Regions from separate parts of the Homo sapiens genome. Here region 1 is linked to region 2. The links are chromatin loops, found by intact Hi-C in ENCODE. Cell type or tissue: PC-3. All regions are shown on one strand. Links, peaks and the distances in the headings refer to the core of each region. The heading gives the core; the rest is flanking DNA. Region 1 overlaps LOC105370784 (a long non-coding RNA gene). Region 2 has its middle 11 kb from the start of THBS1.

The links. A loop is a pair of places that touch in the nucleus more often than their neighbours do. Peaks named below come from ENCODE experiments on the same cell type or tissue, not always from the same donor. Only the 100,000 strongest peaks of a DNase experiment are listed, where the experiment ranks them.
Region 1: it touches region 2 in a loop (3.0-fold over the local background); 13 of 110 quality-filtered maps call a loop at or near these places.

What each region holds. Positions count from the first base shown.
Region 1 is chr15:39,503,189-39,519,318 of GRCh38, reverse strand. LOC105370784 (a long non-coding RNA gene) reads left to right here. Exons shown (of 3, transcript XR_001751505.1): 2 at 5,138-5,520; 3 at 6,680-6,913. Among named protein-coding and RNA genes, the nearest start is that of THBS1, 70 kb to the left of the region's middle. In PC-3, for the core only: no CTCF peak of the experiment used is centred there; a DNase peak (open chromatin) is centred at 7,808; H3K4me3 peaks cover 472 bases.
Region 2 is chr15:39,561,961-39,578,090 of GRCh38, reverse strand. No RefSeq gene overlaps it. Among named protein-coding and RNA genes, the nearest start is that of THBS1, 11 kb to the left of the region's middle. In PC-3, for the core only: no CTCF peak of the experiment used is centred there; no DNase peak of the experiment used is centred there.

The sequences.
Region 1 (16,130 bases), core at 3,025-11,024, 61 kb after region 2:
TGAGCGCTTTATGCTTTGGAGAAAACAACATGTTTGTCTACATGACTCTTCCCTGAATGACTTCTGCCAGTGTCTGCAGTTCTTGGTGTTAAACCTTCTTGGATCTACCCTTTCTAAGGGTATGGCTTCCAGTGGTTCAAACCTGGTGCAAATCACCCCTATTCAGAGAACCATCCCCAAACTTCTGCATCCAATGCTCTGTGAGACATCAAGTAGAGAAGTAGACTATGCTCTGGGGAAGGCTTTTTTTTTTTTTTTTTTTTCAAAAAAACACTCTGGAGGAAGAAACAGTTCTACTCTGTGTTTCTCTGTGCTCCTCGTTCCTGGCCCAGGCAAGTGGGTGCTTCTTTCAGGCAACTGGAAAACAGCTGAAGAAATGCAATGGCAGCTCTGCACAGAGACAGAGTTGCTTAAGAGCCATCCTGAACTCAGGCCCGAAGAGCACTTTTAAAGCTAGTGATCTCGGCAGGAGCTGGCAAGATAGGTGTTGTTGGAAAACTTCTGTGTTTAGTTCTAAGTCATCTTCTTTTAGTTTCTTCCCTTAAGGAAAGGAATGCAACAGAAGAGAGCAAATTTGTTTATTTTCCTGACATCCCTTCATCTGCAGAGCATTAGGAACCTGTCTGTTATGGTCCTGGTTTGCTACTGGACCAGAAGGGAGGAAATTGGGGTAATAGAAGGATTCCTTTGATATAAAAAGACAACAATGCAACTAAACAAAATCCACATACCAAGCCTCCAGCTGGTGCCTATTGGATGAGGGCTGGTAAACAAGAACCTAAACTGCCCAGATTATAATGTGATTGGGCTTCGCTTCTCACTCTGAAATGCATACACAACCAAACAAAGGACATTAGCATCAGTGCTGTGCATCCCTCTTAACAGTCAATCATTACATTTATGACTGCCCTATGAGAGCTCAGGATCCCTGATCTTCCCTGATTCTTGGAGCCTTCCTCTGTGCTGCAACTGAGTTTAGTGAGAGAAAGAGTGAGCACAAACATTGGTTCCCCAAACATGGCAGCTTAGGTTAACCCTTCAGCCTCAGCCAGGGTAATGGAGATTGCTGCCAAATTTGTAAAGTTGTATGGGTAAATTTTATTATCCTAAACTTGTGTGTCTTCTTATAGGAGGGAAACTCATTAAGGATAGGAAACATGTCCCTATAGAAAGCATAACTTCCTCTTCCCTCAAGTGTATGCCTCCTAACTGCCCAGGGTAACTAGTCCCTTAGCCTCCTGTCTGGGCCAGACATGGAATGATTTCTATCCTAGCTGTCACACCTGGGACAGTGACACTTATTAAATTTTACTTGATTTAGTGCTGAGACCCTGTCAGTCGGGTTTTGGGCAGTGGCTACAGTCCCTGTCATTTTTACCACTCTTTGAAAATTGATTTCTAGTGGCAATAAATATGTTGGTTAATGAACTGGGGACAGTTTGTTTTTAGACCTTTAGAAAGACAGTTATCCCTATAGGTCATTTTATTCAAATTCTCCACCTATCCATGCAAAATGTTCTAAGATCCCTAAAAGAAAGTTCATTCTGTCTGTTTTAGTTGAAATCTCCCAGCCCTTGTTAAACGCTGTAGTTGCAAAGATGACAAAGTGTATGCAGATGGGTGGGGAGTGCCTAGCTCACGGTGGTTTAGATATGTACTCGACCCTTTCCCTTGCCTCTGGGCTGAATGGGGACTACCTCCAGGATGTTGGTTCCTCTGAGTTTGTGGAATATATCATAATTTGGCCTTATCTGTGTCCGTTCTTCTGGAAGCTTGGATAACTGACAGCTTGGTTGTCAATTAAAGTAAATTTTGATTATGATTAGGGGGTAAGAGTGACAAAACTGCCACATTTGGTTTAACACATTTTCCTTTTTTAGTTAAGAGAAGAAAGAGCCAAGAGTTGTTAGCAGCAGTTTTGGCTTCCATTGTGAAAATAAGTTATCTTCACTGTGAGAATTCTCCATGGGACTCAGGGCAAATCCAGGCCATAATAATGCCTTTGTCTGATAAGCAAAATGGCAACATGTGGAGGTGGTGATATGGTTCAAGGAATACTAGACTTGCGGTCTGAAGACCTGAGTTCTTGAAAGGGGGACGTCCCTTATTAGCTGTGTAACTAGCAAGTCACAATCTCCCTGAGGCCCTGTTTCCTCCTCTGTCAAGTGTGGATAATATTTTCTCTGGCCACCTTATGGGGCTATTCTGAAAACCCCAAAAGATGTAGTAAATTTGATCTTACATGGGGGTTCTAAAATCATCACCTATGATGATAATCAAGTATAGTAAAATTATCCTCATGAATTGTTAAGAGTCCATGTAGGAGATGAACATTCTTTTTCCTGATAAGTCCAATACAATCAACATTTTTCCATTTCTGGACAGATCATTGTTTCTTCAGTTGAGTATAAAATGAAGCACGGGAAAGCTACTGGGTACTATGCTTATTACCTAGGTAATGAAATAATGTGTACACTAAAACCTTTTTGAAACACAATTACCTATATAGCAAACCTGCACCTGTGCCCCTGAACCTAAAATTTTAAAAAGGGATATATTAGCATTTCCATTTAAGGAAGCATGGTTAAACTGGAAATAAAACTGAACCTAAGTTTCACCCATGTTGCTTTCTTTTCTTGCTCCTGTGTTCATTGTTTCATCATTCATGCAACAAACTTAATAAATAAAATGGCTTATCAAAAAGTAGGATTTAATATAACTGAGAGCAACACAAATTCAACACAACTTAAAGTTGATGTGATTATGAAATGCAATTATCAGCAAAGGTAAGAAAAAAAATCTAAAAAGTGAACAACAACCACAACAGATGAACCACTTGATTTGCATTTAGAGGCTCTGTTGTACCAAAAAAGGTGTCTTTTAAACAGTAGAAGCCAGGTTTGATGGTGTGCATCTATAGTCCTAGCTACCAGGGAGGCTCAGGTGGGAGGATTGCTTGAGCCCAGGAGTGCGAGGTTACAGCGAGATATGATTGTGCCACTACTCTCCAGCCTGGGTAACAGAGTGACACCCTCTCACCAAACAAACAAACACCAGTAGAATTTTACTTCACATGATGAGATTCTCCTAAAATGACATAGGAGACATAGGAGCAATGGAACCAGCCGGAGGAAAAGCGGTCACATCACCCTTCTCAAACTCTTGGAATGAAATGGTAGATGGAACCACCCATTGTTTCTCTTTCTTGTACAGGCTGTAATTGCTTTTCTTTATTACCTCGTGTGTGTATACTTGCATTCTTATAAGTTAAATGCATGCATGTGACTACAGTGCAGTAAAAGCTTTGAAAAAAAAAATCAAAGGGCTATACAGATGAAAGGTGAAGGGTTGCAAGACAGAGAAGGAAAAGGCGGCTTCCCAGAATGGTGAGTCAGAACTGCCATGATAAACCCAATGGTTGCTTTTTGGGGAAGAGCAAACTAGGGTGCGGGGTGCTGAGGCTACAGCTGCTGTCTAGTTGCTAAGACAAGGATCTCAGCAGAAAAGGTTTTTTTGAAAGCAACTTTGAAGATATACAACAAACTGCATATATTTAATTCAATTTGATGAGCTATGATGAATGTATATGCTCATGAAACCATCACTATAACCAATATAACAAAGATTTCCATTTTTCTGAAAAGATCCCTCATGCTTCTTTGTAATCCATCTTTCCCTCCACCTTCATTTCCAGGCAACAAATGATCTACTCTTTGCCACTACATACTAGTTTGCATTTTTTAGATTTTTATATAAATATGTAAATGGAATAATACAATATGTATTCTATTTTCAGGGGGTTTTGTATTTGTTTACACAAAATAATGATTTTGAGATTCATCCATATTGTTGTATCAACAGTCTGCTCTGTTTTCTGAGTACTATTGTATAGATATATCACAATTTGTTTATCTAATCACCTATTGATGGACATTTAGGTTGTTTCCAGTTTTTGTCTGTTACAGATAAAGTGGCTGTGAATATTCATGTATGAGTCTTTATGTGAACATGTGTTTTTATTTACTTGGTGTAGAATTGCTGGGTCATTCCAAACATTGTATGGTAGGTTTATGTTTAGCTTTAGAATCTACAAAACACTTTTCCAAAAAATTTGTATCATTTGCTATTTCCACCAGTAGTGTATACAAGTTCTGCTTGCTCTGCATCATTGCCAACGCTTAGTATGGTTGGTCTTTTTAATTTAAATCTTTCTGATGGATGTGGAGTGATATTTCACTGTGGTTTTCACTTACATTTCCCTGATGACCAATGATGTTAAACATCTTTATATATGATTTTAGCCCTTGATAGATACTCTTTTGAAGTGTCTGTTCAACTTTCATCGCCCATTAAAGAAAATAGGTTGTTTGTCTAGTTCAATAATTGTAAGTAATTATTGAGTTGTAAGGGTTCTCTATACATTTTGGTTACAAGTCCTTTGGATATTTTCTCCTAGGCAGTGGCTTGCCTGTCTGTTTTCTTAATGGTATTTTTCACAGAATAAAAGTGTTTAATTGTGATGAAGTAGCATTGAGCAAACAACATTTCTAATAAATGCTCCATTATTTTTACTTTCTTCCTAAGAAAAGTTTGCCCACTCCAAGGTTACAAAACTTTTCTCCTTTATCTTTTTTAGAAGTTTTGTAATTTTATATTTTGCATGGAAGTCTGTGATCCATTTCAAATTCCTTTTTGTATATGAAGAGAGTTAGGGGTCAATATTCATTTATTCCTTTATGGATAGGTAATTGATTTGGTAGCATGTGTTGGAAAGGCTATTCTTTCCTCATTAAATTGCCTTAGCACCTTAAATGAAAATCAGTTGACTATATATGTGTTGGCCTATTCTTGGCTTCTATTCTGTGTAGGGTTTGCAGTTGTCATCTGCAAGAGGTCTAGGCTATAGGGGACTCATACTTTCATAACAGAACCAGATTCCTCAAATAGGTTTTTGACATGAAGTTTATGTTTTCCATTATGAAATTAATATATTGACTCCTAAATAAAATAAAGAGCAAAAAAGTAGAAAGTAGAGAGAAACATTCACTTATTATCTCACTCTCTGAAGCAAGCTGCTTTTAAGTTGAAAAATACATGTTCTTCCAATTTTTTTCTCTCTCTCTCTCTGAATATTTAGGGAACATAATCAGAGGCAGAATCGTCTGGTGGTTAAAAGTACAATCTGGAGTTAGACTGCTTGATTTTCAATCCCAGCTCTTCCACTCATCAGCTTTGTTATCTTAGGCAAGTAACTTAATATCACTTGGCTTTGTGTTCCTCATCTCTAAAGGAAAATCTACAACATATGCTTATTTGCGAGGCGGGGTAGGGGGCCATGGGGTTGAGTTAACCTATGTGAGTCAGTTAGTGTAGTGTCTAGAACAAAAGAAATGCTCCAAAATTCTTGGCTATCCTCATCAACACCTTCATTTCTTCCATCCATTTCTAAATACAGCCATTTTCTCAGGGCCAGGTAACTAGATTGAAGCAGAGTCCATGAAGAACTAACCATGCCTCACTGTGAGTATGCTTTCATTTTAACATGGTTATCGTCTTGCTTTATACATTTTTGCATACACTTAACAGATGAAGCTGACCCTCTAGAGGGCTAGTGTTCAGATACCAGCACTGAGTTCCACATCCAGTGAAGGCGTTGGGCCTCTTGGCAGCTGTTGGGTAGTAGGGCTGAATGCCAGTTAGCAGGATGTCCACCCAACCTGTGCAGTGTTGGGAAAGTGAATGCCAACCTTCAAAGACCAGGGGGCCTCTGCAGAACTGGCTTCCAATTGCTATCTGGCTTATCCCCTGCCACCAATATGCCAGCACTTTAGCAGTGGACTTATTTAGCTCTTCAAGCCTAGAATTTCTTCTTACAAACACAATATGCAATACAAAGATGACAGGAAAGTGTCAGTAGATTTTAATTATTATGTATTTAAAAATACCCATATATTGCAAACATAGAAAATTACCTATAGGTTATTCATGCCTGGATTCACCTTCTATTGTTTTCAAGGCATGGAAATATGTCCATTTCTAGATTTTACATGTAAAAATTTGTAGTATGAGAAAGGGCAGCAAAGGTGTGATACAGCTGTGGAACCAGCTCCATGGAACAGCTGTGCTCCAGTTGTTTAGATTCCCCCAACAGGAAGACGTACAAGGTGAAATTGTGGTTCATATCATCTTTGAATCTAAAGTCTCCTGTTGATCTCAGCTTTTTTTGAGAAGATATTGTCTTTTGTAGTGTAAATCTGCAGAAGAACCTATGTAGATGAGGAAAGATGACTATTCACATAAATCCTTGGAGATTTAATGGCTGTGCTAGATTTTCTCCATTTGCACTGCTAGATCCAGCCTACCCTTCTCTGGGCTGCTCTGTGGAAGCTGATTTACAAGGATCTCATCAGTGGATATTGGGCTTGGCCATTGGGAGGCAGCAGCAAGAGATCATAGAGTGGGAGGAGAGGAAGGCTTGGGTGTTAATTTCCCCTTTTCCCTCCCTGCTCTGCTGTTCCCTGAAGGGTTTGGATCCTCTGCAGCTGGCCTCACAGCTATAGCTCTCTCACTTAGGGCTCTGGTAGCAGCTCCCTGCTTGACCCTCCAGGGAGAGGAGAGTTGGCACCTTTCTGCTGTGGCTACTTGTGGGATGCTTAACTCTCCCTGTTGGTTCTCTCAGCCACCCCTGCAGATGGCTCCTTCATGAAGATCTCCCCATTTGGAACACAACATCTGTTTCCTGCTGGGACCCTGACTGACACAAGGGTCAAAATAAGCTCCTCCATGGGAAGCATTGAGAGAGGCAGAAAATAAAGAGAAGGAAGATAATACTATCCATTCATTGCAGTCGTCTATGTGCTAAACACTGTGTGAAGCATTTTGCATGTATTCAATAAATATTTACTCAATGCTTTATGTGGGTTAAACACTAATAAATAGACAGTTTCTCTGCTCTCAGAGAGATGACACATGCAATCCTCATAACGACCCTACTATTATTATCATGACTTCTAGCATAGGAAAGTTGAGTCTCAGAGAAGTTAAGTTACTTTCCCAAGGTCACCAGCAAGTAATTGCAGAACTGGAATTCGAGCCCTGGCTGTCTGACTCTAAAGCCCACACCCTCTTCTCTCCACTGTAACAACAGCTGCTCATGTACCCTCGCAAGTCGGCAGCTGGATGAATTCCAGGAGAGGAGCTGTTTTGTTCAGCTTGGTAATGACAGAAGTGTGGGGAAAGCCTGGAGTCATCCCAAGAGAAGGCTATGGGGCTGAACTGCTTAGGGACAACTCATCGAGGATGAGCTGGTGGAGGGCTGTGATTGATGGGTGCTGAGAGGCAAAGGTGCTGTTGGCCCCAGTAGGCTGAGGATGTAGGATTCAGATTCTTGTCCCTGGACCTTCCCAGTTCTGCCAGGAGCCAGCTGTTGACAGCAGGTAGAGATGCCTCTTTTGTCGAAGTTGAAGCATTTTCCTCTGCCCTGCCAGAGGCATCTGTGTGCCATGAAAGGACTGTGTCTTTTACAGGCAGGAACCTTCACGACGAGGTCACTCTTTTCTGCAGTTTCCTGAAGGATGTGCTAAGCTCCAAGAGGAAAAATAAACTGGCTGGCATATTGTTTGGGGCTTCAGGATTCAAACCTTGGGTCCCCTTCATTTTTGTGGCTTGTTCATTAAATCCTAAAGAGAACGACCTTGGAGTGAACGAACTTCCTGAAGGGACGTTCCTGACCAGCAGCAGGAATGGTCTGAACACCCACGGCCAGCTCTCCAGGGCTCTCTCAGAGCAGCCTGCTTGCAGCGCAGCCCGTGACTCACAGCCCACTGGGACTGCAGGCTGAAGCCGCTGAGAGCTGCCTGAGTCGCCTCAGTCTTGAGGCTGGTTGAACCAGGATGAAGTTGGGGAAAGTGGGAACCCTTTTCAGAAGAACCAGGCTTCATTGTTTCTGTGGTTTATTTACAGAATCCAATGGGCTCCTCATTAGCTCAAGTTTTCTTCCCCCTTTTCCTCCTTCCTTCCATCTCTTCCTCCCTCCATGCTTCCCTTCCTTTCTTTTCCCTTTCCCCATACCATCTCTCCATTTCCTCTTTCCATTTGTCCTGCTTTCTCTCCCTCCTGTCTTCCTTGTCTCCTTTCCTTCCTTAAATAGCCACCTCAGTCAGCTTCCGGCATGAGATTAAATGCTGGAGTCAATGCTTGATGGGACTTCTTCCTTTTAAGGGTACATCTTTCTAAGGTAACCATGTGAGTGTCCCCGACACGTCATCTGTCAGGCAGATCAACAGTCACCTCCTGACACAGAAAGGCCTTGGGCTTCAAAGATTCCAATGAGGAAATTATAGGCAATTTAAATGTGGGTGTCAAACTGGAAACTTTTCTTTTGAGGGATTCAAAGAAACACACTATTTATATTCATGCCCATTTTCTATTTGCGATGAGAAAGCAGGGTATAGTAAGGCCAAGTGTATCAGCAATTGAACAACAACAAAAAATCTCATTTTTCATGGAATCAAAATACAGGGTAATTTTGAACTCTCTTTGCCACTTGGCTTTGGACAAAGCAAAGTCCGGAATCGGGAAGCCCAGGTTAGGTGTCAGGTTGTCCAACTTGTTGTGTGGGCTTCTCTTCCATTCTATTATAGCTCTGTTCACCTTTCCGAGAGCCAATCAGTTCTCTTTCAACTTTTCCACTCCATCCCCCTGTGTGACCAACCATGCAGGATTTTCCATGACCCAGAGAATAGCAGTTGATGATAGAAGTGAGAGCTTATTGCCAGGAATTTTATTTGTACAGAAACCTCTAGAGAAGCCCTTCTCCATCCCCACCCTACCCCAGTATCTATCCCATTATGATTGGCCCAACATTCATATAACACAGTCCAAGAAAATGGGCGAGTCAGTCCCCCAAAGGCTTATAACTAGAAGTGAGGGAAGGTCTAGAGCTGATGTCCCTCTCCCACGCTGCCATCTGGTGTGGACTGTGGGGTGTCCATGAATGGAGCACCTGCAGAGTGTCAGGATGCCAGGACACTCACCCTGACATCACCTGGCATGCATACAGAGCTGGGCCCCCCGCAGTTGTGAGCTCATTCTCCAGGGTGGAAAGAGGTGGATTATTTGTGTGTTTTCTGTCCAAAGATGGCTGCTCTGGGCCTGACCTTCTTGGCTTAGGGGGAGGTGATGTCACCCAGCGCTTCCTGCAGCTGCTGTAGCATGAGGAGTCACCCTCCACCCCCAGACCCCAGAGAGGCGCTGCAGTTTAGAGCCAGTGCATGTGGGTTTCATGACCAAAATGTCACTGACTTGCGGCTGCAGGAAGAAAGCGGTATTCATCATAGCAAGTGAGTTGCCAGTGGTGGCCTGATGGATAGAAAACCCGAGCGACCTGAAGTGTGGCCACGTCCAGATCCCCCGCCCTCTGGGGTGTGGTTCCCGGGAGGCCAAGTCTCAGTCTCTTTTGTGTCTGCATAGATCCACTGATTTGTTCTTAGAAAAGGTTAAAAGCTCTGAATACAACCATTGTGTCAATTTTGAAGGGTTTTTGTTGTTGTTGTTTTAAAAATTATTTTCTTATGAGCAGTGACTAATCAAGGATCCTATATTCCAGGGCGTAGTTCTCCCAATTGGTTAACTATAGAATCTCAGTCTGCAGAACAGTGAATGTGTACTAAATAAACAAACAAACCCAAACAGAAATGTAATCAAATACATTTAACAAGTGCTGAAAAATGTAAAATATAGTCACGTGGCACATAACTACATTTTCATCAATGATGGGCTGTATATGCAACAGTGGTCCCATAAGATTATGATATCTTATTTTTACTGTACTTTCTCTACTTTTAAATATGTTTAGATACACAAGTGCTTACCATTGTGCTACAGTTGCCTACAGTATTCAGTACAGTAACATGCAGAGCAGGTTTGTAATCTAGGAGCGATAGGCTACACCATCTAGCCTAGTTGTGTAGTAGGCTCTATCATCTAGGTTTGTGTAAGTGCACTCTGATGTTCACATAGGACAAAATCACCTAATGACACATTTCTCAGAAGGTATCCCTGTTATTAAGTGATACCTGATTTTATGTATATATTTTGAATATTTGAACTGTAGTAATGTATATTAGAGGATCAAAATGTCCCGCTTAATTATTTTTAAAATCTAGTATTTGGCAAGCATACTTGCCCATGCCACTGTCTAGCACACCTGTTCTATCTCGTGGAATCCACTCTAGCACATTCTATCTTAGGTGAGAAGACAAAGCTACGTATGGCTTCTCCTTTTAAAGTTTTTCTTTCTCTTTTTACCTTAACTTGTTATTCATGAAACAGACAGTAATTGAACCCACTTATTCATTCACTTACATGTTTATATATTATATTTAAAAATATATGAAATGCAGGATGCGTGAAGCTGAGTGAGGCGTGGTTCTCATCTTTGAGGACCTCACAATCCAGTGGCTAGGCCGAGGTGGCCACAGGGAAGGAAGCAGCTGTAGTTACACAGCCTGAGGTCAGGAGCAAGATCTTGCCTGGAGTCACGGATGGGGGTGGTGTGAGCAAAGGGTTGCGTGTGGGTGGAAGCTAAGGGTGGGGAGGAAAGCATGTAGGGTAGGAAGAAGACTGGGCCAGAGATGGAATTCCAAGAACCAAACACACTCATGGGCTGGACAAAGGGAGAAGAGTCTGTGAAAGAGACAGGAGACGTCAGAGGGCAGTAGGAAGCTTCCCACCGTTAGATTCAGCCTGGGCTCCCTGAGCAATGTGATGATGGCATTAATTGTCTCCCTGGGCAGGGAGAAAGAGTGAGGGTCAGTGGTGTGTAGTGGTGTGTGTGTGTGTGTGTGTGTGTGTGTGTGTGAGAGAGAATGAAGGGCAATTGGGGAGAAACTTGCTCATAAATTTTAACCAATGTGTAAACTGTTCACGAATATGACTCTGGAACTTGAATGGTCTTGTGTTTAAGAGCATGAACTGTAAAACCAGACAAATCTGGCCTTTGAATACTGGTACTGCTTCACGATGACAACAACCACAAAACTTTAAAAAAAACCATTTCTTTCTGTTTTTATTAACAAGTTTAACAGACACCTTCCTTGAATGAGGGGACATAATACAAATTATGGTGACCTATATATAAAACCTGACACCAAATTTGCACTTTTGAGAAAATGTGTATATAAAAATATGCCTTAAAATCGGCACCAAAACACAGTGCAGCAATTAACCCACAACCCCAACAGGAGTGGCCGCAAAGGCAGGTCTGGTTTGTGGACTCAGGGAGCTCTTGGTCCCACAGCCTCACAGGTGAGCCCTGTGTGAGAATGGCCTTCTCTGAAGAGGAGCCAGGAGAGCTTTTTCTTTGAAGGCAGGACCTCTGCGAGTTCCAAATGTCACAAGTGTGGCATCAAACAAAAATGGTGCTGAGAAGAAAGGCAGGAGGGAGAAGAGTTGTCTTTGCCTTAACAACAATTTTTAAGAAACCATATACCAAGGCCTCATACAATGACTGGCACATGGTAAATGCTGAATTAATGCTACATTATCATAATAATGGTGAGGAGATCACATATGAGCTATTCTTGAGATGCAGACATACTTTCCCAATGACACAGGTGGTAAGCAACTTCAAGTCACAAAAGCAAGGGTAATTTTTGAGTTTTCCCTGCTGTGGAGTATTCTCTGTCTCCTACCATTATAATTCCCTTTGACTTTATCCTATGTACAAATAAACTGTGTTAATAAAACTCCTTTTCCTGGTAGCCGTTCAAAACAAACAAACAAACAAACAAAAACAGCCACCACAACATTACCAAAGAGGAAAAAAAAACCCAGAAAAACTAGAACTTTAAATATCTCTAATGTCTCTGTCCATACCATCATAGTCCTATCTTTTTGCTCATGGGTAACTGTTTTGCCGTGATTTTAACCTCACAAATGTTCAAAGTGGCTTTAGATGGTATTGATGAAATGCTATCATTTTTTGTTCTTTTCTGGTCCTGGAGGGAAGTGCAGAATGGATGGTCACTAGAGGCTAGAGTGGCTAGTAAGGCTTTTGTAATCAGAGGGGGCTCAGTTGGTGTCTTCAGCTTCCTTCTGTGGGAGGTGGCTCAATATTGGAGCCTTAGACTGGTCTGGACTCTGCCTCTCTGGATCTTCTCTTGAGCAGAGGCTGATCTCACTGCAGCAGCAACAATACATTTGCTGTCCCATCAGAGCATCTGGTCAGCCACCCAGCTGGGTTAAACACCAGTCCTCACTATTCCCTGAACATTAGGGGGTCTCAGATGAAGCTTTCCAAGTTGCTTTGGGAAACTCCTTTCTGTAGGTTTGAGGTGATGAACAAACCTACAGAAAGGAAACCTCCCATGCTTTGTCTCTTGGAGTGGGGTAGGGTGCATAGCATACCAACAGCTGTCTCCAAAACACCTCATCTCCAATAACCCCTGACCTGTTTAGTGTCTCACGACGGGTGAAGAATTATAAAAAGGTTATGCAACTGGTTTAAGAATACCTCCTTTGATCACTTGCCTTATGTTTGGCATGTTCTATCTGTTGCTTTGGTATTTCATTCAAAACTTCCAGTAACAATAATGCTAATACTCTAACTTGACTGCTCATCTCTAGCCATTGCCCTATCTCCTCTCCATCATGACTGAAATCACCAGCCTGGAATTCTCTTGCTCCCCACTTTTCTTACTGGAATCCACTCACTTGTCATTCAGATCTCAGGCCAAGTGTCCCTATCTCCATGCCCCTGTGACTCCTCCATATTACAGACTCTTGTGTCAAGAATCTTTCTTTTGAGCCCTTGTCAGTTTCATTCTTACATTTATTTATATATTCATTAATGTTTGTCTATTCCTCATCGTATCCCTGGCATATAGTGACACTCAGTGAATACTTTTGAATGAATGAATGGATGTTTGTATCACCCACTAGACTGTGGTATCTGTTGAAATCCTTCCCTCCAGACTTCAAGACAAAAATATCATTGTAGTTGTTGCTGAATAATCCTTGTAGGTCTTAATCTGCTTTCAGTGGTTTTCAATAAGATAAGAACATTCTTTCCTAGCTTCATTTCAACAAGTATTTATGGAGTATCTACTACATCCTTGGCAATGTTTTAGGTATGTTCTGTACATTATTTCATTTGTCCTCAGAGAAACTCTATGTGGTTTGCATTAATACCTGTACTTTCTAGGTGAGGATGCTGAAGCTCAGGGATGCTGAATGACTTGTCCAAGGCATCTAGGTAATAACATGTGAATTCAAATTCGAACCCAGGTGTGTCTGACACAAAATCTGTTGTCTCTTTATTATATTGTTTTTCTGATATTTAATATCCCTATAGTTAGGTATAAAATAGTGTGGCTCTGAATAAATGGAAGAGCAATCAAAGAATGAGCTATGAATATTCATGTTAGAAATACAAAAGCCAAGAGATATATAGCAGAACCTTGTATTTCATGTTGGTGTGTGCATGCTGCTCATTTGTGTTCCCAACTCAGTAGCAAACTCCAAATTTTTCTGCTCTAGGCAGCTGAAGTTTGTTATTTGCAAATATATCAGAGTTTATTTTATTTTCCACATAAGCATTATATGCTGATTCTAAAAAGGTGGCCTGCACTAGCACAATTTGGCCAGTCTATCTATAGAAACCCAGTTTTTAATACATGTATTTTTTGGGGTCTGTTTACAAACCCCATGGGGAGATAGTGAAAATTGTATACCTTCTCTCCAGTAAAAGGCACACATTGATTTTGAGTATTATTTTAGAGTTTTAATACTTTGAACTGTATAGAACCCAACTTAATTACCTGTAGTCTGTTTGGAAAGTCTCAGAATTCATCAGTTTGATACTGACTGAGCACCAAGCATAGAGCAGGGTGTAGAAATGAGCACTGAAGATGTTTATAAGAAATCAATATGCTTTATTAAAGAATCATAGAATATTAAGGTGAAGGATCCTCAGCTCACATTTCATCTAACCACTGCAAACATTAGGGAGATATTTGCATTAGGGGATCTTTAGGACTTCTATGTAGCTGTTCCCAGTCCTAAAGCTCTGTGAAAATGCGAATACCTTTTTCTACTGTGAATGCACGTATGCATACAATATCAGTTCCTTGTGAACCCTTTTTCACCTCCATGGTATTTGGTCATTGTTTGGATTAGGATGAGACTTCTGTTGCTAATAAGAGGGCTCAGTCATCTTATACAATCCAGAACTCTTCAAATTTCTCTACAATTGTAGTGATACAAGCTGCTAATCTCCTTGGTTAAATTAATGACTGTACTTTCTGGTATTTTAAAGTAAATAATTCTGAGTTGAACAGAAGGTCTGGAAAATTAGGAAACTGGCTTTTACCATGGGATGCAGATGAATCAGACCTGCTAATGTGTGAATCGTCACAGCTTTGAAGCATCTCTGGATAACATGTGACTTCTTGGATGAACTATAATTGAAACTCACAGGTATGGAACAAACATCATGGTCAGGCAAAACTGCTCCCTCCTAGGCAAGGAATTCCGTGTAGATTTCATTTTTATCTCATTTAATCCTCATGACAATCTTAAAAGTGATTGCTAGTACTTTTTGACAAATGAGGACACAGTGACTCAAGAAGTGAAATAACTTACCAAAAATCATACACCACTGAGTGGTAGAATCAGGATCCAAGCTCAAGCTTTCTGGTCTAAAATTCCTGCTACATCACTAGTTTATGCTGCCAAAATCACAGACATCCCCCTTTGGAGCTACAGGGAAAGCCAGGCTATCAGGGCCCTTTGCACAGACTCAGCTCAATCCATAGCTCTGCCATGAACTAGCTGTGTGACCATCAGCATGTTACCTAGCCTTTGTGTGCCTGTTTCTTCCTCTGTAAAATGAGGCTGGTAGCAGTACCATTTTATACGGCAGCTGTGAAGATTAATGAGTTACTATGTAGAATACTGCTTAGAATAGTACCAGGCACATGGTAAACCCCCAGGAAATATTAGCAATTATTGATTACTTGAAGTTCTCTGCCCACTTCCCTGAGCTCGCAGTCTTCTATTGCACCAGGCCTACTTTTTTGAATTGAGAGCATGAGAGACATGTTTTGTTATTTAGTACAATCAACCTCTGGGAGGACCGTGGCCTAATTAATTACAGACTATTTTTTGAAGGCCAGATTTTTATAATGCTTTTGTGGCAAGTTTTCTTTCCCACTTACATTTAATTTTGGCAATAAAAAAGCAAAATTAGCTGATTTTTCTTCATTCTTGCCTGCTGTCAATAGGTTGATGTCTGCCAGCCAGACCGAGGGGCCAACCTTTTATGTATTTATTTTTAAACTTCCATTTTGACAAACCTAGTGGCACTTTTTCAGCTGTTAATGCAGATGATCTGCCTTTATTGCAGGCCCACCAAATGGTCAGTCATCTCTTCTGGTTTCTGGACTCTGACTTCCCTGAGGACAAGAACCACTGACATTTAACTTGTCTCTGTCACACCCCTGCCTAGACAGGGCCTGGCATGTAATGGGCAGTCAAGTGACGTCTGTAGAATGAACTAATGAATGAATGAATGAATGGGCCCACAATCAGAGCGTCCCAAACCTGGCTGTTTTGGGAAGCCACACTTGCTTGCCATTTGGGTTCCTCCCCAAAGCAAGAATATTAACAATGAGAGACAAATCCATAAGCCCCTATGCTCAGGGCTTTCTCAGCTCATTGCCAGTATGTTTGAAAGAAGTCGAGTAGGCCAGCCTGGGGAATATGCCGCATTTCTCTCTAATATGGTTTGGCTCTGTGTCCCCACTCAAATCTCATCTCGAATTATAATTCCCACCTGTTGAGGGAGGGAAGTGACTGGATCATGGGGGCGGTTTCCCCTGTGCTGTTCTCGTGATAATGAAGGAGCTCTCACGAGATCTCATGGTTTTATAAGTGTCCGGCATTTCACCTGCTTGTATTACTCGCTCCTGCTGCCTTGTGAAGAAAGTGTCTTGCTTCCCCTTCGCCTTCTACCATGATTGTAAGTATCCTGAGGACTCCCCAGCCATGTGGAACTGTGAGTCAGTTAAACCTTTTTGCCTTATACATTGCCTGGTCTCGGGCAGTTCTTTATAGCAGTGTGAGAATGG
Region 2 (16,130 bases), core at 1,195-9,194:
CCAACAGATTTTTCTTGTCCTTCAATCAAACACCAATTCAAGCTCTCCCTTCTCCATGAGGTGTTTTCCATCTGTTTTATGCTGTGTGTTTTAAAGCACACATTATCTCTATCATAAAACTTATCACCTAACACTCTTTATTATTTAGTTTTTAAAAATTAGCTTTTATTTTTTCACATGTAAAGACCAGAATTTTTTTTTGGTGGGGGGTGGGATGGAGTCTTGCTCTGTCTCCCAGGCTGGAGTGCAGTGGTACAATCTCAGCTCACTGCAACTTTTGCCTCCCAGATTCAAGCGATTTTCCTGCCTCAGCCTCCTGAGTAGCTGGGATTCCAGGCGTGTGCCACTACATCCAACTAATTTTTGTATTTTTTAGTAGAGTTGGGGTTTCGCCATGTTGGCCAGGCTGGTCTCAAACTCATCACCTCAGGTGATCCACCCTCCTTGGCTTCCCAAATTGCTGAGATTACAGGCGTGAGCCACTGTGCCCAGGCAAGGACCAGACTTGAAGTGCCCAAAGCCCTGGGCTTGGGAAGAGAGAGTTCTTATGTTTAAATTTCCAAATCTCTTTGTGTACAAGTCAATTATGGCACAGAAGGACGGGACTACTCACCATTTTCCTACCAGCTCTACCATTTTACTCAGTTATCCCTTAGCTCTTGGTGGGTAAATGTGGTGAGTGACTCACAAACATTGTACTCCTCTTCAAAGAACTGAAGCAATACTTTTATGGAATTGATCTCAGTGGGCAGGGGTAGGCATATTGGTTAAGGGTAAACACCTCCTCCCCTTTTTCCCACTTCCCTGCCAGTGACTGATTTAGGAATTGGCATGTGATTCAAATCTGACGAGGTTTGCTGAAGGCTTCCGGGAAAAGTCCTTTGTTGCTTTTAAGGAAGAGCCATGTGAAATCAGGCTTTCTCCATCTCTTTTGGATACCAACAAGAATGCCGATAAGTGCTGTTTGGTGCTATTGGCCACTGGGGAGCCAAGTTTAGTGTGAAACCAGTGTTGGAGGAGGAAGAACAAAAGCATAGAAAGAACTCGTATGTCAGGTCACATTTTTGAGCTGCTAAATCTCTCAACTCTTAAGGGAATCCTACTTCTAGATTTCTTTGGTTATGTGCTTATTATTTAAGCCAAGTTGTTGTTTTCTATTTCTTAGAACCGTAGACATCATAACGGCCCCTTTCCCTGTGTTTGGATGGCCTTTTCACTCATGCTTTGATTAAACCTCTTCTTATTCCTTTAGAATAAGAGAAGTAAGGATAGGTCATAGGATAAACACATTGTAAAGGCTCTTCACCTATATTACTAAGATGCTTTCCAGAAAATTTGCACCATTTACTGTCCTGCCCATGGCATGAGGCAGCCCTTCCCCCTATCTCTTTGCCTGCAGCCACCCTAGTTCCACACACTCTTAACTGCAGGCTGGTAAGGGTGAGCGTTATTTCCGATTTTATTGTGTCTTTGTATCCCTCTTTTGGGTAACTTTGAGATGTAGTCCAGCAGGTTCATAAAGAAAAGAATAACCAGGATGGATGGATTCCAGTGAAGGGGCAGGGGCATTGACCTGCTAGGAAACCAAGGGTATGGAGGAAAGAAGATGGGAAAAGGAGATGGTGAGGTCTCACACTGGGCCGAAAGATGGAAATGGGGAAGATTAGCAAGGTAGGAAGGTGAGGACATGGAGAACAGGCTCTTAACATGTAATAATGATAAATCCCCAAAAGCCGTCTTTGGCAAAAGTCTTTTTCATACTCTGGACGATAGGTGCAGGCTACTGCAGTGTTGCTGATGGGGAGGACTGTATTTGGGAGCAGCCTCTCTGGCTCCACCAATGTTTATCCTTTATCATCTTAGTAAAAAATGCCACCTTATGGGGCATCCTAAATATGGTCTGGTTTGGGTTTCAGCGTGGAAGCTTTTTCAAGTGTTTGCCATTTTGCAGGAAGGCCACGCACCCAAAGGCAGCCTTACAGATCGGGGTGGTGGGGGGACTGGAAAGTCACCTGTGATTTAATTTGATGAGTCCAAACCATACCTCTTGCCTCTCAGTTTCTTCTCTCTCTACCCATGCTTGAAATTCCTCCAGAAATGAAATCACAGAATTTTTAAGCCAGAAAGAGCCATCTAGTTCAACCACTCAGTTAATAGATGAAGTCGGTTCAAAGAGGTGAAGCAACTTGAAACAGGTCCTGGAGACTGTTGGTGGTGGAAGTCCAGAAGACAGCACAGGTGCGCCGGCTGCCAGCCCACAGTCCTTCCCTTCATATGGTTCTGATCCTTAAGACTCATTTCATATGGTCTCAATGATGTTTCAGGATTAAAATCAGCAGAAATGTTTACTAGTTTCCCAATTAAGAGCAGGGTATGTGTTTCAGATAGGGAGACAGAGAAAGGTGGGGGGCTCAAGAGTGAGGTAAGGAGGAGGAAGGAGAGACAGAGGCAGCAGAGACTGGACATAGCCTATCAACCAAGGCCAACCCATGTTATCCCACACCCTTTCTCCTCGTCACGTGCAGCCCCAATCCCCCTAGTTCCCCAACTCTCTTTTGAACCCACTCAAACACTTGCTGTTGCTCCTGGGGGTGGTGCTGTGTTGGCTTACTGTTGGGATTGTCAGTTGCCATAGAATTACACTGTTCCTTCATATTTACTCAGCCTAGGACATGATGGAGCATCTCTTTTAATTCTCAAACAGGTTTTACAGAACTGGAAGCAATCTGGCCTCTCAGGTTTCATCAACTCATCTGGCTGGCACCAACCAGAGTGAGGTGTTTAATTGTTCGACCCACAACGGAGGGGCCCACAGAGCACGTTGTTATGTACAGGGTCCACACAGGTCATTAAAGGACTGAAAAAGGTATAGACATGTTAGTTTGCAGAAGAAGAGAATGTGGGCTGGGCGCAGTGGCTCACACCTGTAATCCCAGCACTTTGGAAGGCCAAGGCAGGTGGATCACTTGAAGTCAGGAGTTTGAGACTAGGCTGGCCAACATGGTGAAACCCTGTCTCTGCTAAAAATACAAAAACTAGCCAGGCATGGTGGCGGGTGCCTGTAATCCCAGCTACTCATGAGGCTGAGTATGAGAATCGCTTGAACCCGGAAGGCGGAGGCTGCAGAGAGCTGAGCTCACGCCATTGCACTCTGGCCCGGGCTACAGGATGGGACTCCATTTCCAAAAAAAAAAAAAAAAAAAAAAAAGAAGAGAGAATGTTCCTTAATTCTTTTCCTGTTTTTTTTTTTTTTTTTTTTTTTGAGATTATAAAGGTTTTGATCTTGTTATTTTCACAAAGGATGTAGAGCAGTAGCAGTATCTTTGGAAATAATGAAGGATTTCCTAAAAGCGAGGATTGTAACACATTGGAATGTTACTGAGATAGGTTGTGAAATATTTCCTGGGTGTCTTCACCAATAATATGGACTAGGCAGTTCATCTGGAATCCTGGGCTAGGTGTGGTCTCACCCAGTAACTTGGAGATTCATTGAGAGACTTCCAGAAGTTTCTGACAATAAATAAGAAAGTCTATGAGTCTGCAAATCTGTGAAATAATGGAGTTTCCAGGACTTCCATGACAGAGTCTACTTCTGATTCTAATTAAAGGCATTCCTCCTAAAGAATTTAATTTTTCTGAGGTTCAACTGGTACTTCAAGCCACCCATTTGCGAATTATAATTTTTCAACTTTTCTGAACAGTCTTAACATGTGCAGTACAGATTAGGTGATATTTTCAAGTTTTCTGCTATTCTTTTTTCCTTGGAAGAAAATTATGAGTGTCAGTCAGTTAAAAGACAAGCAAACATAAAGAAAATCAACTCTTGCTGGAAAGTGTTGGAATTGTACAAAAGATTTTGAAGATTGAACATGACATGGAGCTTGGCATGGGATTGTGGTCTGGGTGAAAGGCTCACATGCCACTGGAAAACATGGACAGCAACCAAATGGCTGGCCCGCTGGGCATTCGCTTGAAGTGATAGCCATCTCTTGGGAGGTTGCTTTTTTCCCTTTTTCCTTTTTTTAAGAGGTGAGATCATGACAACTTGCATTTTGCAGAACTGAGCCAAAAGAAATTGTCACTCTTTCTAATTTAAGAGGATGAGTGTATAGTCTGAAAAAAAGCTTTTAATTTTATTATGACAGCAAAGATAAACACTGCTGCTTCCTAGGGAAGAGGAGTTCACGAGTAAACTTTCTCTTTTTTCTTTTATCTCTCTCTATCAGCTTACGTTTTCTTCTTTGCTCTTTTCCCTCCCCTTCCCTTTTTCTCTTTCACTTGATCTCTTTCTCTTCTTTCTCTTCTTCCTCTGTGTCTCTTCCTCCCCCTTCTTATTCCCCTCCTCCTACCCCTCTTCTTTCTGTCTTCCTTCTTCTTTTTTACATTCTTCTTCTCCATGTTCTCCTTCTTCCTCCTCCTTTTCATCATCATCCTTTCTCTTACCTTTCTCCTTCCTCTTTTTCTTTCTCTTCTCCTTCCCTCTCTCCTTTTCCTTAGGGTGGTAGTGAGGATGAAAGCAGTAATCCGTGTGAAGCACTTAGCTCATGGTTATTCAATGAGCTAGTGTCCACTTGCTTGAGTTCAAAGTCCTGTCTTTGCTCAGAACTCTAATCCCTCCCTCCATCCCTCTTTGTCCCAAGACTTGAAGGCAGAGGGCATCTGTGTGATTTACTCTTCCTGTTTCCTTTGCCAGTTTGTCCATCCTGCCCTAAGGCATGGCGCTCAGTGCCTTGAGCCTCATTGCCTTGCTGGACCCAGAAGCTTGGGGACTGGAATCCATGGGAAGATGTGTGGGAGGAAGGCAGAGGTGGGATTACCAAGAAGCTGTAGAGGCTTAGGTGTCAGGGTCCCTCACATGCCTGGGTTCCTTCCCAGGCCCTAGAGAGGCCCTAGTGATGCGTTCATGTGGTCATGTTTGGCAACATTTGCACAAGTAAGACATGTTAGCTACAACTGCTTACATCCTCTGACTTTTCCATTTTAACTTGCCTCAGTCACACTTCTCTGTTAGAGAGTTAGAGTGACTACAGGCAATTTTTGGATCTGGCTCAGGGGACAGGTTGTGAAGATATATCTGTGTGGTTTGCAGTCACTGTGTGAGGTAACGGCTAGCCCTCCTTGTGTTGGAATGGCTTCCATTCATCTTCCTATCGCCCACCTGCTGTCCTGACCTGAAGATGTAGTGCTAGAGGTCTTATCATGATGGTCATGTCAACCTACAGTGGCTTCCCCTGGATGCATGTGGGTCATACAGGAGAGACAAGGTTTGAAATATACATGGCATAGTCAGAAGGCAGTCCGTGGACCAGTGCTACACAAAGAACTATCTAATACATTTATTTTGAGATTTTTTTCCCTTAGATTTTGTGATATTTGTTACTTTGTGTTTTAGTTTGATGAAACTTCTCTTTTTAAATAAATATTTATTTCTACCTAATTTTAAAACAATTTTTTTTGAGATGGAGTCTCGCTTTGTCTCCCAGGCTGGAGTGCAGTGGTGCAATCTCAGCTCACTATAACCTCCGCCTCCCGGGTTCAAGGAATTCTCCTGCCTGAGTAGCTGGGATTACAGGTGTGTGCCACCATACTTGGCTAATTTTTTGTATTTTTAGTAGAGACAGGGTTTCACCATGTTGGTCAGGCTGATCTAGAACTTCCGACCTTATGATCCGCCTGCCTCGGCCTCCCAAAGTGCTGGGATTACAGGCGTGAGCCACCGCACCCAGTAGAATTAATAATTTAATATTATTTTTTGAAAATAAGAAACCCTAAATTGTATACGTTTCAGTCCCATCCGATGTGAATCCTCCCCTGGAAGTAGGGGAAAAGAGAGAGAATGAGGAGGCAGAGAGCTTGGGAGTACTGGGGAGCACCACCCGGGGCCATAGTAGAGGCAGGAGTGTGAAGAGGCAGGCGAAACAGGGTGCGCAGGATTTTAATCTTTTGCTGCCTGTGCTTACGTGTGTGTGGTTGGCATTAATGGTGTGGGGAACACAGTAGACCAGACACTTGTACACATATTAGAGAATAAATTAAGCCAGAGGTGGAAAAGGAACATAACTTAGTGGTGCTAATTATTAAAATAACATACATGAATTGCTTACATCTGATACCTTGCTTTATGTGGCAGAATAATTATGTACACTAATTAATTTTTCAGACAAACCTAAGTTTTATTTAACTGCAATCTCAGATGTTCTCTAAGTGTAATAATCTTGCAAAGTTAGGAGTATGCATTCCAACAACTAAGCTTTAACGAGTTCAAGGTTTCAGTAGCTCAAATTATGTGCCTTCAGTGTGTGTGTGTGTGAGAACATTCTATTCTGAAATGCTCCTCACTGTTAAGAATAAATGGACCCTCCACCTTTAAGTGAGTAGAGTTGGGAGTTAACTTTAGGCAAACTACCTCTCTTTTAGCAGTTTGGAAAACGTATGGTGTTACATATACCCTGTGGGATAGGTCATTATTTCTCTTCTAGTATAAGTCAGTCTTTGTCTGTTTAAATATGTGAAATTTCCTTTATGTATTATTATTATTTAAATGTACACCATGGGTATTTTTCTTTTATGCTTTCCCTTAAATTCGTATGCTGAAAATTGTATAAACTATGTATTACAGTCCTTCAGAAATCATTTATGAAGGGTTTACAATGTGCCAGAGACACCCCAAGTGTCCACCAGCCTCATGAGGGATGCTGATAATGAGGCTGGGCCATGAGGGGTAATGCAGATGTGTGGAAATGCTAAGGAAGATCTATGGTCTAGCTGGCATGGTTGTGTGTGTGGGGTTGAGGGCAGAGAGGTCACAAAAGGTTTCCTTGAAAAGGTAGTGTCTGAGCTGAGTCTTGAAAGACTCCATTCAGAAAGGCTTAGACCTTTGGATACAGAAGAAAGACCATTTAATAGTGTTCACATTCACAACCACCATTTTTGTTTCCACTAAGCCCTCTTATGATCTGGGCAAGAGGATCTGACCAGTCACAAGGGCCCCAGAGAAGAACATCGGTGTTTTAATTCTCCCAAGTATATTTTGGAAGGATGGCTCTTTCAGCCCCTTCTTGCCTTCTCTTGCCTTCTGTGTTAAGATAATAGTGCAGAGCCAGGAATGCAATCCACCAAAGCCAGTAATTAACTTTCTCTTTGGATGGGGAGAGTGAATTCTAATTTCCTGGCTGATGAAATTTTCTGTGGGTTGTTCTGCCTGGTGTCTTCTTTGTTGGCCATTTTGCCAAATAGATGCCAATTTCCTCAGCTTTAATTAGTCCAGATGTCAGAAGCTCAAATCATAGTATCTTCAATGTGTGTGTTTGTCAACATCCTGCTTTTAAATGCTCCGGGCTTCTTCCTGTATATTTCTTTTAGCACAGTGCCTTGAACCTGATAGATACACAGTCTGTTGTGAATGAAGGAGTATAGGAATGAATGAATTAATATCCATGATGAGCTTTATTTACATGAGTGAACCTCAAAGCCTGAGGATCATATAAGAAATAGTTAAATGATTTTCTTTTTTTTCTTGATCTACTTAATTACGCTAAACTTCCTCTCCTCCACCCCCCAAAAAAACTCCACTCAAAAACACTTTAAATTCCAAAGAAAGGGAGCTTAAGAAATAGTTCTTAATCTATTTTTAAGCTCACAGGGGTTTTAAGACTAATTCTCTGTGAAAATGCGTCTAATTGAGAAAACATGCTTGGTTGAGGGATGAGAACAGCATGCATTTTCTTTGAACAGTTTAGGTTTTAACACACAAAAAAAACTCAAAGGAAAACAACAATAACAACAACAAACCTACAACCATAGATATGACTGGGTGGCAAACACAGAAAAGTGAATTACCCTGGATGACACCCACAACCAAACAGCAGCGCCTCTCTCCTGTCTAGCCTGGTCTGGTTAGGCTGGGAGATCTTGTTTTCCTCTCCATACCCCTACCAGAGAGGCCTCCCTAGCAACCTAAAAAGATGCCGACCTAAAGCCTAGCTGAACTGTAGTCTGAAACAGAGAAAAACATGCTGAACTGACCCTGTAGTGACTCACTGCCGAGTCTGGGGGATAGGTCACTCTGCAAGCCCACCTGGGCTCCAGCGTGTCTTTAATGAAGACCTGGCTGTGCAGCTTTTTCCTGATGTTGTCTCCGCCACCTTGGGATATGGGTTTAAACAGAAATGGAAAATTGTTCTCTCCAGGCTGAGGATTGTTACAGGGGTTATTTTAAAACATCCTTTTGGGGGTAGGGATAAAAATGGATGTGGCCTGGAGCAATCTTTTCTCTCTAGGACTATTTCTTCATCTGTGTTAGATGATTGCTACAGTCCCTTCTAGTTCCAACATGATATGACTCTCTAATTCTCCCTGCTATAGGTATAGAGATGTCTAAATTAGGCAGGTCAGCTGGTCAACCTGTGATTCCCTGGTTTTATGAGAGAGGAGATCACTATACCATAACATATCTTGCATATGCTTTCTGAAAATCTAAGGATTGGTAACTGTATCAGGTGTCTTGGCTGCAAAGATGAATTCTGGCTAGTTTAAGCAGAAAAGGGATTTATTACAAGAATTATCTGTGAGGTAACACAGAATCTCCAAAAGACAGAGAACCAGTTGAAATAATGACATTTGGCCAAACCCCATCCAACGCTGATCCTATGAGGACACTACTCAGTTTATAGGTATAAACGGAGCATTTGTTGAAGTCTCCTGAGTGTTGCTACGTAAGCAACCCTCCAGTGTACATTCTCTATTAAGGTAATTGGCTGCCCTTAGCATTGAAGCTGGCATACAGATGATATCACATTGTCTATGCTGAAATATGCAAAGAAATACAGATACTGCAAAAAAGAGCCCAATTATATGAGTCCTTTCCTCCCAGGATAAAAGCCAAAAACATACTTCACCAGCCTCCCTTGCTATTAGGCTCAGTCAATCAGATGCCCTTGCACCTGACTGATTATGGAGCTAGTGATGTAAGGAAGTGAGTGAGACAATAGCAAAGACATGGAACCAATCTAGGTGCCCATCAATGGTGGATTGGATAAAGAAAATGTGGTACACATATACCATAGAATACTATGCAACCATGAAAAGGAACAAAATCATGTCCTTTGCAGCAACATGAATGCAGCTGGAGGCTGATATTCTGAGTGAATTAATGCAGGAACAGAAAACCATATACCACATATTCTCACTTATAAGTGGGGGCTAAATATTTGGTACACATGGACATAGAGATGGCAACAATAGGCACTGGGTACTACTAGCGGGGGAAGAGAAGGAGGGGAGTAAGGGACTGAAAAACGACCTATTGGGTACTATGCTCCCTATCTCAGTGATGGATTCATTCATACCTCAAACCTCAGCGTCACACAATATACCCAGGTAACAAACCTGCACGTGAACCCCCACATCTAAAAGAAAAGTTGAAATTATATTAAAAAAGAAGAGAAGTGTATGAGACTTTGCTAATTAGCATAGTGAATATCCGAAAGGAGTTTTCACTGTGGAAACTAGTGACATTAATTAGCAAAATGAACATTAGATATGGGATATCATTATAATAAAAAAAACAATATTTAGGATACTGGTATGGGCTGAATTGTGTCCCTGCTACCAATTCATATGTTTAAGCCCTAAGCGCCAGTACCTCAGAATGTGACTATATTTAAAGATAGGATTTTTGAAGAGGTGATTACATTAAAATGAGGCCATTATTGTGGCCCTAATCCAATCTGACTGAAGTCCTTATAAGATGAGGGGATTTGGACACTCAGGGACACCAGGGATGTGCATGTACAGAGAAAAGGCCATGTGAGGACTCAGTGAGAAGATGACCATCTGCAAAACAAGGGGAGAGACCTCAGGAGAAACCAAGCCTGCCAACACCTGGATCTTAGCATTCCAGCCTCCAGCACTCTGGGAAAATAAATTTCTATTGTTACCAGCCTGTGGTCCCTCACAAACTAATACTGCTACCTCGATTGGCTAAAATATTAGAGCCCTTCCTGTTTTTAATGAAGAGGGTATAAGGCTCCAGCAAAGACTGCAGCCTTTTTCTTAGGGATAGTGCCTGAGACTTGATCGCTAACTGGCCCAGTGTCCACCCACTTAGTTGGAGAATTCCAAGTTGCCCGGCATGGCCTAGGAACCTTCCAGAATCCTGCCTCGGGCATGTTGCCATGTCTGCCTTGAGAAAATGTTTCAGTCAAGGTGGTGCTGAGAGCCCCTAAAAGGACAGAAAATGGGACTTCTTTGAGCTAACCAAACGTGTTGTATGAATTGTTAATAAGCAATTGTAAAGTAAATGTCTGTATATGGAGCAAAAAATTGGTTTAAGACTTGGTTTCCGTATTTGGTAGTGTGATAACGGGCATGCCTCGCCTCATGTGTGGCCACACTGGTTTGGGTCAGTTCATGGCGGGTGTTCACCAGTGCTGAGCAGCCATTACAATGACAAGTCTCTATCTTAGTGACCAAATGGGGACATGAACTCCATGACAAATCTCAGGCCTTAGTTTTCTGTGACCCAAATAATGGCCTCTATGTCAACTTTTAAATGAGGTTGTCCTTTCAATTAAGCCCTTATTTATGTTTTTCTTTCCTTTGGAATTGAGATTCTCAAAATATGTGCCACAAAACATTCTCAAAAATAGCTTTCTGTGATTAAATAAGTTTGGGAAACAGTTAAATGCCCTCTCTCCTTTCTTGGAGATACAGAACCTATTAGCATCACATTAAAGATCTGGAGAAGTCGGCCGGGCGCGGTAGCTCATGCCTGTAATCCTAGCACTTTGGGAGGCTGAGGCAGGTGGATCACCTGAGGAGTTTGAGAACAGCTTGGCCAACATGGTGAAACCCCATCTCTACTAAAAATACAAAAATTAGCCAGGCATGATGGTGCGGACCTGTAATCTCAACTACTACTTGAGAGGCTGAGGCAGGAGAATCACTTGAACCTGGGAGGTGGAGGTTGCAGTGAGCTGAGATTGCACCACTGCACTCCAGCCTGGGTAACAGAGCAAGACTCCATCTCAAACAAAACAAAACAAAACAAAACAAAAAAGCATCAACAACAAAAAGATCTAGAGAAGTCTATAGTAAAGAAACCTGTTCAAATTTACTTAACCTAGCATTACTCACGTGACCACAGATCATTTTTCCCCTTTTGGAGTACGCTGTTAAGTGGGGGGCTGGGAATGGGTGGAAATGGTTAATGGGTACACAAAATAGAAAGAATGAATAAGACAACGGGTGAATATAGTCAATAACTTAACTGTACATTTTAAAATAATGTATGGAGTGTAACTGAATTGTTTGCACTCAACGGATAAACGCTTGAGGGGACGGATAACCCAGTTGCCATGGTATGCTTATTTTACATTGCATGCCTGTTTCAAAACATCTCATGTACTCCATAAATATATACACCTACTATGTGCCTACAATAATTTTTTAAAAGAAATAAAATTTGCAAAAAAAAGAGAGAATACCTGTTAATATCCCAAGGAACTGTTGTTCTGCGGGACACTCTTATTTATTTATTTATTTATTTTTTGAGACGGAGTCTCACTCTGTCACCCAGGCTGGAGTGCAGTGGCGCGATCTCAGCTCACTGCAACCTCCTGGGTTCACTCCATTCTCCTGCCTTAGCCTCCCTAGTAGCTGGGACTACAGGCGCCCGCCACCACACCCTGCTAATTTTTTGTATTTTTTAGTAGAGACGGGGTTTCACCATGTTAGCCAGGATGGTCTCGATCTCCTGACCTCGTGATCCGGCTGCCTTGGCCTCCCAAAGTGCTGGGATTACAGGCGTAAGCCACCGCACCCGGCCTCTGCGGGACACTCTTATCTAAAATGTGGTTCTAGAAGGGTATTTGTGCCTGTGATTAGATTTGCCCCTTTTCTTTTTCACACAATGTCTTTCACTATTCAAACATGCAGTCAAGTTGAGCTCAGCAAGACATAGTTTTAAATCTATGTGAAATAAGTAATTGATGAAATGACTCATATGCCATCTCCTTTGATTCAGTGGTTTTTCTTTGAGTGGCCAAGAGCTTGCTTGGGAGTCACACAATGTGCGATGTATCAGAACCCGGGAAGACATCCCTGCAGGCATGCTGGAAAGGTTGGTCTCAGGCTGGTTAATGACTTCAAATGGCAATCCCAGGCTCTACATGCAGTAATCCTACTCCTAGTTGTTTAAATTCAAACACTTATTCTCTTAAATACTCATTATTTTCTAAAATTCAAATGAAATAAAGTAAAAGTATATAAAATTAAAATGGCACAAGCCAGAAATTTCTGGATGCAGATAAGACAAGAAAAACAATGAGCGAAACCCTCTTCATTGTTCCAAAGGCAGGGGCACACATTTGGAATTGTCCTTGAAGATGGGCACCCGTTCAGTATTGGGAAAATCCTGGGCTGGCAAAGGGTAGTTGCATTTGAAGTGAGAAATGTGTTCCAAAGAAAAGACAAAGAATAGCCATTTCTAGACAATGCTGTAGCTAAGGCTTATATAAACCATGAGGGGTAGGGTGGCATTTAAGGATGTTTCCATGCCAGATTTCTCCTCAGGAGTGTGTGCCTTACTTTGATACACCGAAGCATTAGCAAAACCCCAAGCAAACAGCTGTCTTCAGAGTCCTAATTGTGGGTCTCCCATGATAGGACAGTATGAAAAACAGCAAGAGAAAAAACATCCTTCTCTAGGATCATGTTTTAAATATGTATAGATACATGTGTCTGTGTGTATAATTGTATGTTTAATTTGTAGATCATGACTACAATGTGTTTTATTCTCCTCTTGGGAACACGCATCAACCTACTTCTCTCTCATATACATAAATGCCATCAGGGCAACTACTCAAGCAGAATCCTAGCAGCCACCCCGATTGCTGCTGCTTCTCCACCTGCTACACTCAGTCTATCAGCAGCTGCTGTTGCCTGCAAAGTGACCCCAGATCCACTCATTTCTATTTCCATTGTTATGACCTAGCCCAAGATACCAACACCTCATGTAGATCACTGCAGTTCCTGTTAATTTGTCATTCTGTAATGGCAGAACCAATTCAACGTTGTCAGTAACAAAATGATGAGTTTTTCAGTGCAAGGGACCCCCAGGTTGCTGGTCACATTACCTGAGCATGCCCAAATGAACTAAGGGTACCTGATTCAGGACCCTGGAGCCAGCTGGAATAAAAAAGTCAATGATGTGTGGAACCCAAGTGCTTGGATCAAGGAGCAAGGGCCAAATTAAGAAGCAAGGGGTGCCCTGTTTTGCTGCCGTATGGACTTAACCAAAGACCTGGCGTGACTTCTTTGCATGATCCAATCAGATCATGCCTTGTTTCATTTTCCTGTCCCTTGCATTGTTGCTGTTTGCCTGGAAAACCTGCTCTCAAACCCTTGTTCAGGAAGACAGATTTGAGTGTTGGCTCCTGTCTCCTTGGCAGTTGACTTGCAATAAAGCCCTTTCTTTTCTCAAAAGCTGGTGCCATAGTACTGACTTCTGTGTACCTTAGGCAGTGAGGCCATTGTTTGGCAACATTCCTGCTGATGATTTTGGGTAAAACAGTTACTCTCTTGATTCAATTTGCTTCTGGTAAAATAGGGGTAATAATAGTTTCTACTTCCTAGGATAGCAGTGAGGTTTAAATGAGAAAAGGATATCCAATATTTAGCAGAATGCCAGGGCTATGGTGAGTTCTCAACAAATATTAATATTTTTTACCACTACTGCAATATATCCTCAATTCCAAGGAGTATTTCCATTGGAGATTTTAATGTCAATAGTGAAATCTCTTGAGCATGTGCTATAAAATACCTTATTTTTCTGTGTAGCTAATACGATATTAAATGCCATGATTGTATGTTTACAGACTGTTAGTTCACTGACATATTTTGGGGATTCATGCGAGAATTTCTATAACTGAAGTTTAGGGATGACAAATGCTAAATATACATAAAGTATCACTCCTAAAATGTTATCGTCTTTCACTGGGGAGTAGTAACTAACTCATATATTGACTTTTGCACAGGCAGAAGCCAGGTTGAGGATTAGAGGAGTTTATATAAAAAGATTAAGACAAACTGGAGAACTGAGAATTAAGAGCATCTTCCAAATGCTACTCACTATGCCTCTATGCATCTTTATTATAAATTTAGGATTCTGAGGCTAATGAGATTCCAAGATCCCAATTCAGAAGTCTCACGATAGGACTGAATTCACAAAGCAGCATCTACTTATTGGAAGAGTCTATTAGTTCTATAAGGGACTATTATAACATTATCTTGACAAATTCCAGGGTTAGGAAATTGCAAATTACATGCTTATCAGTTAAACTCTGAATCTTGTAAGGCTGCCCACGTTTTGAAGATCTGATAATCAGATTGTTGTTCTCCTACAGTCCAGATACGTTCTGAGAGTTGTGTCCTTCCTTAGGCGATTTCATCTTTGTGTGAACATCATAGAGTGAACTTACACACACCTGGATGGTATAGGCTATTACATGCCTAGGCTATATGGTATAGCCTATTGTTCCTGAGCTACAAACAAGTACAGCATGTTACTGTACTGAATATTGTAGGAAATTGTAACACAATGGTAAGTATTTGTGTAGCTAAACATATCTAATCTTAGAGGAGATACAATAAAATACAGTATTATAATCTTATGAGTCTACTGTCATATATGCAGTCCATGGTGGACAAAAGTCATTAGGCAGCACATGAATATATTTTGCCAGAGGCCTTCCTTGTCTAAGGTGGCATCTTGGCATTTCTAAGCAACTAATTTGATGATAGTTTTCAAATGCCGTTCATCAATGATGATGGATAACTTTGGTTTATGGACTGTGGATAAATGATGTCAATCAAACCAATTAAATTCAATCTTAAGGAACGAGACTTTCAATCAATTGATCTTTTTATCTTATAATGCCAAAAACCCATTTGTGATATTTCTTATCTTAAATTGACTAGTTTTAAAAATGGATGTATTGAGTACATATTTTGGCTATTTACTATGGATATCGGAAGGCAGAAAGTAAGTTCTAGGACATGGTCATGCTATGACCTAGCTCAAACTATGCATGAATGAAGCTTTGTGTTGTATATTGATTATGGAGCAGAGAAAAGAAGAAACAACTTCTTTATTTTGATACCTTTAGAAGAAGCACACAGACCAAGCCTCTGGATAGGATGATCTATTGCTAATTCACAGGTTAGAGGAGGCACAACTATAGGACACCAACTATAATACTGTTGACAGGATTGTTGTATGTTTATATGAATGGCCCAAATGCTAATCTGTGTATTAAAAGCAATCCCTCATGTTCTTATTAGAGAGAGGTAGAAAATGGAGGTATAGGGGCACATGAGTGAGGTTATTGCACACTGCAGACCGGTGCACTGGTTCCTGAATGCCTTCTCCATCCAGAGTCCACTTTATGTGATTTCATGCCCCAGGCCTGCCGACAAGGGCCTGATAGAGGCTGTGGTGGAAGAGCCTGTTCTGTTTGGGATGGTGAGGATTGAATGACTCCATTTTCCTCACAGTAAAGAGTTGCCTTGTATATTGTATTAGACAGGGTTCTCCAGAGAAGCAGAACCAATAGAATTTCTCTTTCTCTCTAAGAGCGGGGTACATGAGCTTTGACTCATGTTATTCTGGAGGCTGGGAAGTCTCATGATATTCCAGGTGGAAGCTGGAGAACCAGGGAAGCTAAAGGTATAATTCAGTCTGAGTCTAAAGGCCTGAAAACTGGGGGAGATGATGGTATAATTCTCAGTCCGAGGTTAACGGCTTGAGAATCTGGGGGGTGGGAGGCACTGGTGTAAATCCCTGAGTCCTAAAGCCCCAGAACCTGGAGTTCTGATGTCTGCGGGCAGGAGAAGGTGGATGTCCCAGATCCAGGAGGGCAAATTCGCCCTTTCTCTGCCTTTTTATTCTACTTTGGCCCTTGATGGATTGGATGATGCTCACCCTTCTTGGTGAGGGCAATCTTCCTCACTCAGTCCTCTGATTCAAATGCTAATCTCTCAGAAACACCCTCACAGACATACTCAGAAATATTATTTTACCAAGCACCTGAGTATCCATTAATCCAGTCAGGTTTATACCTAAAATTAAC